Linked DNA regions of Homo sapiens: region 2 is linked to region 1. A link is an interaction called in ENCODE POLR2A ChIA-PET data of the cell type or tissue named here. Cell type or tissue: Panc1. All regions are shown on one strand. Each heading gives the region's core, and the rest is flanking DNA. Links, peaks and the distances in the headings are about the cores only.

Region 1 (2,924 bases), core at 290-2,789:
ATGGCCCGATCTCGGCTCACTGCAACCTCCGCCTCCCGGGTTCATGCCATTCTCCTGCTTCAGCCTCCCAAGTAGCTGGGACTACAGGCGCCTGCCACCATGCCCGGCTAATTTTTTGTATTTTTAGTAGAGACGGGGTTTCACCGTGTTAACCAGGATGGTCTCGATCGCCTGACCTCGTGATCCGCCTGCCTCGGCCTCCCAAAGTGCTGGGATTACAGGCGTGAGCCACTGAGCCCGGCTGCTCCTCTGTTTTTAGGAAGGTTTGTTGGGTCAGCTTATGGCTTAGGAGTTTAGCGATTAGTAAGCACCCAACCCAGGGTCTGAACATTGACTCAAGGCCTCAGTAGCCCTAAGTGCTCCCTGAGAACACAAATCCTAATAGACTAAACATGGAAAGAGCCAGAGTCTCATTGCCTGAAAAATTATTTTTGCCGATCTTTACAAAAATCAGCATTTGTTATTGTTCAATTTTGCCTTTATTTGACTTGCTTTAATGAAAGAAACATAGTAAAGATTTTCTACAAATGATTGAAACATTCTTCACTTATGGAATCACATTTATTTATTTATTTATTTATTTATTTATTTATTTATTTATTTTTGAGACGGAGTTTTGCTCTTGTTGCCCAGGCAAGAGTACAATGGTGCAATCTCTGCTCACTGCAACCTCCGCCTCCCAGGTTCAAGCGATTTTCCTGCCTCAGCCTCCCAAGTAGCTGGGATTACAGGCATGTGCCACCATGCCTGGCTAATTTTGTATTTTTAGTAGAGATTGGGTTTCTCCATGTTGGTCAGGCTGGTCCTGAACTCCCGACCTCAGGTGATCCGCCCGCCTCTGCTTCCCAAAGTGCTGGGATTACAAGTGTGAGCCACCGCGCCCAGCCGGAATTACATTTTTTTTTTAAAAGCGTTTTGTATCATTCTGCTAATTCACAGTAGATTGCAAATATGCAACATTGTTATTTCAATTTTTTTCTATGAATCTGAACAAAATCATACGTAAAAAACTTCAATGTGAGTTTTAATTTCTTAATTTTAAAAAACCAAACCACAATTTTACTATTTTTGCAAGAAAGATAAATCACATAAGACTTACCTATACAAATAATTCAACTATAAATTTACCTTTTTACAAATTTTCTTCTTTGGAAGCAGCAGATATGTAAAATCATTACATATTATGTTCATGCTGTATGTACATAAAATGGACTACAGACCCCAAAAGTAAATTCTTTGGAGATTTGGTTCCAAAGAGGGAAAACAAACCCTCTTTGTCTGAGTATGTGAAAGGTACCAAAAAAGAGTGAAAACCAGTTTTCCTCTTTTTTTTTTTTCTTTACTCTTTTGTTTTTGTAGGAGAACCAGCAGTGGAAGAAAAGATCACTTCCTTTGTAGACACTTTATGGGTTTCGGATTCTGTAAACTCTGGCACATAACTTGACCCCAAAGTTAATGAAATCCTGTTAGACTTTCCCTGCCCTCCTTCCTGCTTCCATCCTTCAGATTATCTCACGTTTTAAAAATTCAATTTCTATTTGTATACACGTGATCTTCATGTCATTGGCTTTTTATGCAGACACATTTCACCTACATCCTTTCCTTCCCTCATCTGGCAGCCAGTTGAGCTTCTTCCTGCCTTGAATACCACATTCCCTAGTTCTTCAAGCTCAGTCATTAGCACCCTGTCCCCCTACTAAAATTATGAATGAAAAGCCTTGTTGTTCTTTACAAATAACTCAGGCTGCCTCAGTCAGTCAAATTCGAATGGAAGTGACTGCCAGACAAAGGGGCGGGATGATGGACAGTGCTCACAGCAAGTCATCAATGCCCACAGGAAGTTTTTTAAGCCACAGTATAGGTAGAGAGGCTTGGGCGTTCCCAGAGGACAAGCTTACAGAAGGAGGCTGGGAGGTGGGGGGAGGGGGACTTTCTGTGTCTGTTTGGAACTTAGAAAAAACTTCCATGAAGCTCAGAGATAACAATGTACAGAGTCAGTTTTGCCCTACCAAGAACTTAAAAATCCAGCCGTGGAGACATCTACACCTTGCAGTAATTCTGGTTTGCACCGACACACACAGACAAAAGTGAAGGCACCAACCATTTACTTGGTTTTGAATGCTGAACGGTGCAAGGGTGGCTTACATACTTGGAGCTGCACAACTCCCTGCTGAGAAGTTGCATTGTCTTGGGCCCCTCTTTCACAACAGGGGAAAAGGTAATTGACAGCCCGATTGTTTGGCTGGGACCCCTGCTGTTTTAAAATCCTAGAAGGCCCCAGTCACACGTTGTCAATAATAGCCGTCGGAGGTGAGGAGTGAAGAAGGGCTGTTCAGGAAACAGTTTGAGCCCTTCAAGTGGACAGGCCTCAGTGACTTCTGCACTCTGGCTCCCACAAGCAGCTCATTCAAAAATAACCTTAAAGTAATAAATCAAACTTGTTTCCTGAACTATACAAGGAACAGCTGGTTATTTTTCCTCACTTTTTTTTTCCAAAAGCCAAAAAAAAAAAAAAAAAAAAGAATGAGATTTTACTACAGGAAACCAAGCATGTCAAAATTTGGCAAAGCAATTTGGATGATTTAACAGTTAAACACTTCTCTTTTTAATGTTATGCTTTCATCAGTCTTTTTTATTTAAGCTTTTCAGTTTTGCATTCTGTTTGCTGCAATTAGTGTCCCTTATCTGTTCACTCCCTACTTTTGAAAGGAAAATGAGTTTAGGATCCTGTCTTTAGAGTATTTTGCTGTGTAATTTCTAATGTACTGGTCAAGTAGCTCAACTTATTTTACAGGTAAAATTTGTTTTCTTCCACAGAGTTGAGTTTGGATTTAGATCTACAGCTCCACATATTTGTTTCTCCTGAGACCCATATATTTTGGAGTTCTGATGACAAGGCAGTTTTTCTTTAGTCTATTGATTTA
Region 2 (2,924 bases), core at 309-2,808, 280 kb before region 1:
AAGCTATGCATCTATTTGAGGTCATTGCTGACAAAACCCCTATTTTACAGGCAAGATCACTGAATATACATCACTTGCCAATGTATCATAGACATTTGAAAACTTATAGAATTCAGCAAATATTGTTCATTTTATTTACTCATTTTTTAATAGTAATTACAAACTATGAATGGAAAAAGCTATAATTTAATCATTGGACTACATACATTCAATTTTTAAAAAAGACTCTGCTAAATAGAAAAGTGTTTGAAGTATTTATTTTTCCCTAAGTAAAAAAGTAATTTTGTGAGACAGTCACAATTATAATCCTGATTTCTAAAATTTATTAATTTGAGATCTTCATTAGAAGAATTGAGACATTTTTTCTTCTGAAAACAAGACACATACACAAATATATATATATATATGAAAAACTTCCAATATTTAAGAAGTATTTCCTCTGAACATTCTTAGTTACAAATGCTATTTTAAATTTTTTCTGAAGTGAGTTTATTTAGACGAGATTGAGCGCATTCAGGGTGGTATGGCTGTAGACTGAAATAAGTTTATTTAGAAATCTAGATCATTTTATACTCCAGGCTTCATGTATATGATATTTCTTATATTTCTTATGAAAAATAAAATCTTTTTTTACAAAAATCAAACTCAAAGTCTCTGAAAATTAAACATATGAAAAGATAGAAAGATAATTTCAATATTGTTTTTGGGATGAGTTTAAGATGCATAAAATGAGCCAAGGATATTATAATTGGGATATCACACAGTCTGGAGATCTAATAAAACTGCAGACCCCCAGCCTCCATTTCCTTTTAGGACAATGTTATCTGATCTCCTACGACTAGCTATTAGTCTGGCTTGTCAGCTCTCTCCATTGGACTGAGAAAAAACCATCCTTTACCTCACTTCTCATTTTTAAATATGTGGGGTTGGGGGTGGATTAGGAAAAGCACAGAATATGCCAAATGAAATGGTGTGTTTTAGCAAAAGAGTTTTATAATTTTATCTTTCCTCTTCAACTAGGGAATAACCCTAATTATAACGGAGGTTCTGACAGTAATCAAGACAGATCAGATAGTATCTAGGGAAACTAGGTAGTTAGATACTAAAGTCAGCAGATTTACTTAAAAGACCAGAGACTTTGGAATATACCAAGAAGTTAACAGCTATATGCTTATGAACTAAAGTCCTCTAATGTTGAGATGACCTCTTACGTGGTAATTGATAAATGAAAATGCATACTTTAAGGAAAAATCAATTATACAATAACTTGTTTTCCTGCTATTAATTCTAAGAGTTCCAGTTTCCAGGTTTGAGGCAAACCTGTGTCATGCTAAAGACATAGTTTAGCTCTTAATCATCTTATGTTTGCTTTCATTGACTTTCCCAAAGGCACCAGGCTGAGCATAGGCATCATTTATGGGATAACAGACAAAGAGATTTTGGCGACCATGAAATCGATCTCTTTTCTTTGTTTTTCAGGTAAGAAAAATAAGTGAGCTATTGAGGTCACACGGTTATTTAAGACCTGGTTCATACCAAAGCCAGAGGTGAAGTCCCAAACGCCCAGTGTGATCTTTTGATTAACATGCATACAGTAAAGTAATTGCTACAAAAGTATCATAAAGGCAAGCAGGGCATTATTTATATAGGAGGAATTGACATCTACTCTATTTCAACAATATTAATTGCTATTAACTCAATATTTTTTCAGTTTTAGGTGTAAGAATTCAGTCACTGTTTCTGTTATTAAATCATGGACTGTAACCTCTTACTTGATTACTTGAATAAATTGAAGACTTGGGAGGTGGAATCACTTGCTCAAGGGCATGCAGTTAGTTGCCAAGCAAACACCAGGTAACTGAGTCCTAGTCTGTGACTTTTTCCCACACCATCATGCTTTGTTCAGAGCCTTCCTCTTAGACCTGAGAAGTGATGAAATTTGGAGTCATGCAGGAGAGGAAGGTTGGAGGTGGGTGCTGTCAGGCAGGGAAACTAAACATCTTTCCTTACTCTACTAGCTCCCAGGACCTCAGAAGTTTGAGAGAGGACACAGTTATGGAAGCCCTTCCAGAGCTAAGGGCTTACAACTACTTACAAGGCATTATTTAGGACACTGCCTGGTGCTAGGATGTTTTGCCAAAAGGCCATGTTGTCACACTGCATGAAGCCCAAAGACTGTGTCCCTTGTGCTTGCTGAATTTTAGGATATGAGACAGCCTGCATAAGGGAAATAAAACAAGATGAGTTTTCATCAAAGATAAAAATGTAAGGATTTGTTTATTCAAATATCTTCTGAGCAGGAATCTATAAACTCATTTCTCTTGTTTTAAAGCAAAAACTACACTGGAATGTCTTTTAACACAGTGCCAGAATTTGACATGAAATGGAAGAATGAATACAATAACTGCAGTAGAGTATGAGACAAGTCACACAAGCATGCCACCATGACTCCTCAACAATGCTGCTTTTGCAGAGGAGGGAGGGTTAAGGATGTGGTTGCTGTACACATTGGTGAACACAAATGAATTGACTCACAAGAAGTCCATGTTTCTGGATCAAAAGATTTCAGCCCTCCAAGAGCTGAAATAATAATAATACATCACAGGCCACATCCATCTATTATAGTTTTAAGGATAGTTTGTGGACATGAAGTATTATGAACCATAAGGGTTTGCAGTATTCTGTCTCAAGTTAATGCTATAGTACATCTTAACACCATTGACATTGGCATGCACTGTTCCTGCCTGAGGCATTAGTTGTCTAATTTGATCAAATTCAGACCCTATAATTTGAACTCAAGCCAAACCACAATCAAATCATAAAATTTCCAAAGCTGCCACCATCTTGGAAATGTCAAATGTTGGGTGAGGGGAGCAGGAAATGACTATACAGGGAATAAACAGAGCCTATGGTAATGAATTTTA

The links. ChIA-PET counts read pairs that join two places held together with the same protein. Peaks named below come from ENCODE experiments on the same cell type or tissue, not always from the same donor. Only the 100,000 strongest peaks of a DNase experiment are listed, where the experiment ranks them.
Region 2: POLR2A ChIA-PET joins it to region 1 with 11 read pairs; 4 of 35 experiments call an interaction of 5 or more read pairs at or near these places.

The regions. Positions count from the first base shown.
Region 1 is chr13:80,357,739-80,360,662 of GRCh38, forward strand. It overlaps LOC105370276 (a long non-coding RNA gene), which reads left to right. Exons shown (of 4, transcript XR_001749939.2): 2 at 2,818-2,924. Among named protein-coding and RNA genes, the nearest start is that of SPRY2, 18 kb to the left of the region's middle. RefSeq lists enhancers at 1,105-1,869, 1,870-2,634. In Panc1, for the core only: no CTCF peak of the experiment used is centred there; no DNase peak of the experiment used is centred there; H3K4me3 peaks cover 298 bases; H3K27ac peaks cover 1,514 bases.
Region 2 is chr13:80,080,464-80,083,387 of GRCh38, forward strand. No RefSeq gene overlaps it. Among named protein-coding and RNA genes, the nearest start is that of LINC01080, 71 kb to the left of the region's middle. In Panc1, for the core only: no CTCF peak of the experiment used is centred there; a DNase peak (open chromatin) is centred at 1,358; H3K27ac peaks cover 757 bases.